Regions from separate parts of the Homo sapiens genome. Here region 1 is linked to region 2. A link is a contact called in ENCODE Hi-C data. All regions are on one chromosome and are shown on one strand. The core of a region is the stretch at or near the end of the contact, and the rest is flanking DNA. Distances in the headings are between cores, read along the strand shown. Region 1 overlaps PRKAG2 (protein kinase AMP-activated non-catalytic subunit gamma 2). Region 2 holds the start of ACTR3B (actin related protein 3B).

Region 1 (3,601 bases), core at 866-3,365, 1.1 Mb after region 2:
CCAAGACTACATTTTTAAAATGTCACTCTTATCAGTCAGGGTTCTTCAGAGAGACAGAGCCAATAGGTGATAGATAGATGATAGAAACGGATGGAGGTAGGTAGATAGATAATAGATGATTGATTGATTGATTGATTGACTGACTGATAGATGGATGAGAGGGGATTTATTGGGGGAATTGCCTCATGGGATTATGGAGGCTGAGAAGTCCCACAACAGGCCATCTCCAAGCTGGAGTCCCTGGGATGCAGGTAATGGTAGCGTGGCTCAGTCCAAGTCTGAAAGCCTCAGAACTAGAGAAGCCAGTGGCGTAATTCTCAGTCCAAGGCCAAAGGCCTGAAAACCAGAGGGCTGCTGCTGTTAAGTCCCAGTGTCAAGGCAGGAGAGCCTGGAGTTCTGATGCCCAAGAGCAGGAAGAGGAAAGTGTCCCAGCTCCAGGAGAAAGAGCAAGGAAATCCTCTGTCACCTTTATTGTTCTCTCCAGGCCCCCAGCTAATTAGATGGCGCCCGCCCACACTGGAGGCAGATCTTCCCCACTCAGTCCACTGACCCACATGCCAGTCTCTGGAAACTCCTGCACGGACACACCCAGAAATAATGCTTTACCGGTTGTCTAGGTGTTCCTTAATCCAGTCAAGATGACTGGATTCAAATTTAACCATCATAGGCACTCTGGCTACACGGAAGGAAATAGACTGGAAAGCGGGCAAGACTGGAGGAGCTCAAGCTGCCCGGCTGGCCAACCCTGAGAAAATGGAAGCCTGAAACAGGGGAGGTGTAGCAGGGATGGAGACAAGTGGGTTGTCTCAAAAGAAACCAAGACGGCAAGACCCAGAGGACTGGGGCACAGTTTTAGATGAAGTGCATCTGCGTTGGTGTAGAAAACTCCAGTGGAGATGATGGCAGTGTGGAGCTCAGGAGAGGGCTGGGCTGGGACTGAGACCTGGACATGTCAGGCACAGTGGTGGGTTGGAGCTGCCTGGAGAATGCCCAGTGGGAACGGGAGCAGAGTGCATGTGCAGCTCCTGTCCAGCATCCAGGGGGTTTCACGTCGTTCTTTACTCTTTGGAGGACGCCCTTGCAGAGCAGAGTGGAGCTCAAGGAAGACAGCAGGATGCACAGAAACTAAGAGTTCTGTATGCTAAATTATTCAGGAGCTCCTTACCCAGTATTTGAGGTTGATTTATTTCTTGCAGGAGCTATTTAAGACTTCTTTTAAGAGGCAGAGCAAACTCATATCCGACCTCTGTGCGTAAAGGAGTGCTTTTTTGGCAATTGTTTTATGATTAAGTTTTCAGGCTGAAGTTTTCCCTTCTGATAGTCATTCAAAATACAGTGTTTTGCTGCACCTGGGCACAATTATGTAAGACACAACTTAATAATTTAGCTTTTTTTTTTGAGACAGAGTCTCACTCTGTCGCCAAGCTGGAGTGCAGTGGTGCAATCTTGGCTCACTCCAAGTTCCGCCTCCTGGGTTCAAGCGATTCTCCTGCCTCAGCCTCCCGAGTAGCTGGGACTACAGGTGTGCGCAACCATGCCCGGCTAATTTTTGTATTTTTAGTAGAGACGGGGTTTTCACCATGTTGGCCAGGATGGTCTCGATCTCCTGACCTTGTGATCCGCCCGCCTCGGCCTCCCAAAGTGCTGGGATTACAGGCATGAGCCACCATGCCGGGATAATAATTTAGCATTTTTTACCAACCAAGAAGTCACACTTGTGATGGCTCCATGTTTCTCAGGCATTCTCTCCATAAAGTCCAACTTGGGTCCCTCTGTTCCCTCCCACCACACTAGAGTCCAGTAACCTCAGACTGGCTGATGTGATATAAATGGAAATGTTCCCTGTGGTGGAACTGTGCCAGGCTGTTAGCAGAACCCAGTTCCTCCCTGCCATGGTTGGCCCATTTTGTTCTCCCTGGGGAGATCGGTCTGGATTATCAGGAGGGTTTGGGTGGTGGATTTGGTCTGTTTTTGCTACATCAAACATCCCTGATGCTGATGGACTGAGAGAGGAGTCGGTGTCACAAGTGCACGCCCCTTCCCTTTGCTTGCATGACATTGCCCACGCCCTTCCCCTCCCTTCGCCTCTTCTCCCGGCTTTCCCTGCCTGCCTGAAACAGCTAAAATTAAGTCTGGCATAAGTCTGTTGAGACTTTAAGAAAACATTGCCATAAAAGGGCAACGACGACCACCAGCTTCAAGTTCTGTGTGCTGACAAATTCGTCTGTCTTTTGACCCTGTGCACATTAATGTACATACCTAAACTGTAAAAGCCCTCAAATTCCTGAAATTGACTTAGTGTGTTATAAAAAAAAAAAAAAAACCTCATGACTTTTTCTGTTGTTCCATGAGTAGCCTCCTTTCTAAGGAAGAAAACATAAGATTTCTTACTAAGTAAAAAACCTGTAGAAATAAATTCAATCCCACTAGCATATTACATAAAAACATTTTTATTTTAGGCTACTCCTGTACACCCATTCATTATCAAGTGGAGTTGCATAAAACATTAATTGTTAGAATTTCTACTCTCTACCAACTTCTGTAGTGATGGTTTATAGGTCTTTTCAGTCTGTGAACCACTTTTGCGGTCCTCCTGACGTACATACTGCCATTTGTTGCCCATTTCTGCCTCCCAAAAAACAACCCCTCACGATTACAGGTGAAATTGATGGTGCTTATCATAAACACCGGTAAGAATTTTTTTAAATTATTGCAAGAGACAAAAGCATAGACTTAGAACGAGAGATACTTCCTGTGTACCTTGGCTCACTCCAAGTTTTTTTAAAAAACTTTTTTTAAAAATTAAACTTTTTATTTTGAGATAATTGTATATTCACATATAGTTGTAAGAAATAATGCAGAGAGATCCTGTGCACCCTTTACCTAGTTCCCCGCAGTGGTAACATCTTGCAAAACTAAACAGTACAGGAGAAACTTGAATCCTCATACATTGCTGGTAAAAATGTAAAATGGTGCAGCCACCTTGAAAACAGTTCAGCAGGTCCTCAAAATATTAAATGTAGAGAGGCCAGGTGTGGTGGCTCATGCCTGTAATCCCAGCACTTTGGGAGGCTGAGGCGGGTGGATCACCTGAGGTCAGGAGTTCGAGACCAACCTGGCCAACATGGTGAAACCCCATCTCTACTAAAAATATGAAAATTAGCCGAGCATGGTTGTGCGCACCTGTAGTCCCAGCTACTCGGGAGGCTGAGGCAGGAGAATCACTTGAACCCAGGAGGCAGAGGTTGCAGTGAGCTGAAATCGCGCTACTGCACTCCAGCCTGGGTGACAGAGTGAGACTCCATTTCAAAACTAAATTTAAAATATATATATATTAAACATAGGGTTACCCTGTGGCCCAGCAATTCCACTCCTGTATATATGAAATGAAACACATGTCCACACAAACACTTGCACAGGAATGTCCATAGGAGCATTTTCACCACAGCCAAAAAGTGGAAACCACCTGAGTGCCCATCAGCTGACGAAAGGATAAACAAGGTGTGTGTGTCCACACAACAGAGTATCGTTCAGCAGTCAACAGAAATGAAGTGCTGATCCGTGTTACAATGTGAATGGGCCCTGACATTAAGCGGAAGCT
Region 2 (3,626 bases), core at 313-2,812:
ACCTGAGGGGACCTGAGGTGAACCCATTGGGGGAGGGCATGAGTTAAGGGTGTCAATAATTGAGGGAGGGGAGCTGTAGTATCGACAACGCTGATTTTGGCTTGTGTTTTAGGTAGAAAAGCAAGTTCTAAAATAAAGAGCTACAAAGCTTGATATGACGTGTATTTCAAAAAGAATTCACACAAGCAAAGAGGATTTTTCCAGTCCACAACCACTTCTGGTCGCTTCAGCAGCAAAAGGAAGGAACTAACAGTAGGAGATGGACTGTAGCAAACTAAAGAAGGCACCCCCACAAGGTTGTCAAGGAAACCAAACCAAGTGCATTTTTCTATAGAAAAGAATCAAGGGTAAGGTGAACATGCCATGTTACATTTTGTGGCAAAAATGATTAAAATCCCTTCTTGAAAAAAATCGCTAAGAGACCAAATTTACTTCCAGGCTATTTTACTAAGCACTACACCCATAACGCAGGCAGGCAAGCTTGTATTCCCAAACTACCAGCTACATGGATTCAGCAATCACCTTACTACAACCAGCTAACTTGGGTCACCGATACTTCAGGGCATTTCCTAAGATCTCTTTTTAATAGCTTAACGGCAACGAAAGAAGTGGTCACACTCAAAAAGTTAAAAACAAAAACCTCTACCACAATTCCACAAACATGCTCTCCCAAATTTAGGGTATTTTTCAAAATGGAGTCTTTTTAAACACATCATTTTTCAGCGAAAAGGCAAATCTATGCAAACCAAAGGGACAGCTTGGCCTGAGTGTGCCATTTCATACTGGAAAAGCGCAGGGAGGGCAGTAAAAATGGTATCAAGTTGGGAGATCGATGCTATTCTCTCCACAAGTAGGTGGTAAAGAATCCTCAGCCAGGAGGAATGACACGCACACGCGGGGACAGAACGAGGGCCAGTGCTGAGAACGCTGGAAGGCAGGGACACCGTTCACTAGGAGATGAGTGACGTTAAAGGATCTGCAGTGATGATCTGTGCCTCACGCTGGCGAATATTCCTAGGAGGGGAGATCCCGCGCTCCCGGTGTCCCTCAGGGTGTCCACCCCGGCGACGGCCGGAGCCGGGCTGCGGGTCCAGGGGCCCGGCCACGTGGGCGGGGGAGGCGAGGAGCGCCGGGCTCGCTCAGAGTGGGCACCGCGTCCCTACCCTCCGTGCTTTTCCTCTTGTGGCCCTTCCCGGCAGGGAAGAGGGGGTTTTACGACGTCAAGGCAAGGCTTGGAGGGAAGCGGCGGCCGGCGCCCCACCTGCCCAGGTGATCGCGGGGCTCAAGCCCGGGGCGACGGACGCAGCTCGACCTCCAGGCGAGGTGGACGCCAGGGGCCGGGAGCGGGGCCGCGGAGGAGCGGGGGTGGGCGCCGAGCTGCTCTTACCCGGTGCCACAGTCCACCACGCAGGGAGGCAGGGAGCCTGCCATGCTCGGGACGCGCGGCGCTCGGCCCCGCCGGCAGCCCGAGAGCGCCCCGTCGCCGTCCGCTCCGCCGCCCGCTAGCCCCGCGCGCAGCGTCTCCCGCGAGCCGCCGCAGCGCCGCTGCCGGGAGCCCGGATGCTCGGCGGCCGACACGTGACGTCACTCCCCGGTCGGCCAATCAGAACGCGCGCACGCCCCGCCTCCCCCAACACCCCCACCCCCACTCCGGCGCGCCATCTTTAGTGCTGGCAGCGAGGCTTCTTGGCCCCATACGTCCAACCTTGCTGCTGGAGAGATTGGGGTTTATTTTTAACTGACTTACATGAACGTGACCCCATTTCCGAGGCCTGGCGCCTTTCTCCTCCTGTAAGTCTTCGCTCGAATGTCACCTTGCGAGGGAAGTTGTTCCTGATCACCCTGACTATGTCCCCTACCGGTACTGTATCCTCTGTCTCAACAATCTGTTGGTTTCATTCCTAACCCTTAAAGCAAAGTGTTTATATTTTTATATTTATGTATTTGTTGTCTGCCTCCCCTACTGGACTATCAAATCTTCTAGGATAGGGCTTGAGTCTGTCTTAATCACTATTGATGAGCAGCAGGTGCTTAGCACAGTATTTGGTGTACCTGTGGAAGTGCCCAAATGTTTGTTGAATGACTGAGTAACCTTCCCCATATAATAAAAAAAAAAAAAAAAATTAGTTGGAATTGGCCGGGCGCGGTGGCTCACGCCTGTAATCCCAGCACTTTGGGAGGCTGAGGGTGGATCACAAGGTCAGGAGTTCCAGACCAGCCTGGCCAACATGGTGAAACCCCTTCTCTACTGAAAATACAAAAATTAGCCGGGCGTGGTGGCGGGTGCCTGTAATCCCAGCTGCTCCGGAGGCTGAGGCAGGAGAATCGCTTGAACCTGGGAGGCGGAGGTTGCAGTGAGCCAAGATCGCGCCATTGCACTCCAGCCTGGACAACAGGGCGAGAGTCTGTCTCAAAAAAACAACAAAAAAAATTAGTTGGAATTATTATACCTAACACGGCCTAAATTTTTCTAAGAAGAAAAATCTGCAAAACAAATGCTTGGCCAGCCTTAAGGAATGAATGGCCTTAGACTGAGTAAACCACACCAAGATCACTCCTGGAAAATGTTTTCAAGTGTCGAAGATGGGATGATCGCCCAAAAGTTCTTACTGAAACCAAAGAAGGCAAACACCACCTACTATATTATAAAGGTACTGAGAGTCCCACTTGCCACTTGCTTCCTGCTTCTTGCCCGATCGTAAATTCTTGATACTAATTTTTTAGGAGCTTTCTGGAAACATGTATTTTTTTGTTTTGTTTTGTTTTTTGAGATGAGTCTCACTCTGTCGCCCAGGCTGGAGTGCAGTGGCGCAATCTCGGCTCACTGCAACTCCGCCTCCCAGGTTCAAGCAATTCTCCTGCCTCAGCCTCCCAAGTAGCTGGGATTACAGGCACCCACTACCATGCCCGGTTAATTTTTTGTATTTTTAGTAGAGACAGGGTTTCATCATGCTGGCCAGACTGGTCTTGAGCTCCTGACCTCGTGATCTGCCTGCCTCAGCCTCCCAAAGTACTGGGATTACAGGCATGAGCCACCACGCCCAGCCAAGACATGTTGTTTTTACAGGTACTTAAAACATTGTGTTTTTTACCTAGAAGTAATAGATACGTTGACCACTCCTAGGTAACCCATCATCATTTCTTTTTTTTAACTCATAAGTACCCATTAAGGCCCAGACCTAGAGAATGTTCAGGAGAACTGAAGAGAGAAGCAAATGGGAGGAAAATAAAAAGGAGTAAGTGTGGAGGAATCCCAGTTTAGAAGCCCAAGGCTGGGGTTAAAGATTGGCTGGCTTGCTTTGTGTTTTGCCAAAGCCCTGCCTTGGTCCCTTTTCTTTTTCTTTTCTTATTGCTTGTTTCTTAGAGACAGGGTCTCACTATGTTGCCCAGGCTGGAGGGCAGCGACTATTCACAGGCATGGTCCCACTACTGATCTGCATGAGAGTTCTGATCGGCTCCATCTCTGACCTGGGCCAGTTCACCCTTCCTTAGGCAACCTGGTGGTTCCCCGCTCCTGGGAGGGTGCCATATTGATGCCAAACTTAGTGCAGATCCATCATTCTGGGTGGCACAGAACTCCTGGGCTCAAGGGACCCTTCCACCTCAGCCTCCCGAGTATCTGGGAC

The links. A loop is a pair of places that touch in the nucleus more often than their neighbours do. Pooled maps may share reads with other maps.
Region 1: a map with no recorded cell type shows a loop between it and region 2 (2.6-fold over the local background). The contact joins the enhancer-like site here to the promoter of ACTR3B in region 2. A Hi-C loop is called at or near these places in 4 of 37 single-sample maps with no recorded cell type and 9 of 50 pooled maps.

Annotation. Positions count from the first base shown.
Region 1 is chr7:151,636,430-151,640,030 of GRCh38, reverse strand. The region is part of intron 4 of PRKAG2 (protein kinase AMP-activated non-catalytic subunit gamma 2); the gene reads left to right. Among named protein-coding and RNA genes, the nearest start is that of RHEB, 120 kb to the right of the region's middle. Within about 2 kb of position 2,115, at least 7 of the 41 ENCODE cell types and tissues checked have a DNase peak (open chromatin) inside an H3K27ac peak, as active enhancers do.
Region 2 is chr7:152,757,688-152,761,313 of GRCh38, reverse strand. It overlaps ACTR3B (actin related protein 3B), which reads right to left and starts at 1,562. Exons shown (of 12, transcript NM_020445.6): 1 at 1,388-1,562. The coding sequence starts at 1,431. It also overlaps the pseudogene RN7SL845P. RefSeq lists enhancers at 711-760, 1,761-1,920 and silencers at 936-1,230, 991-1,510.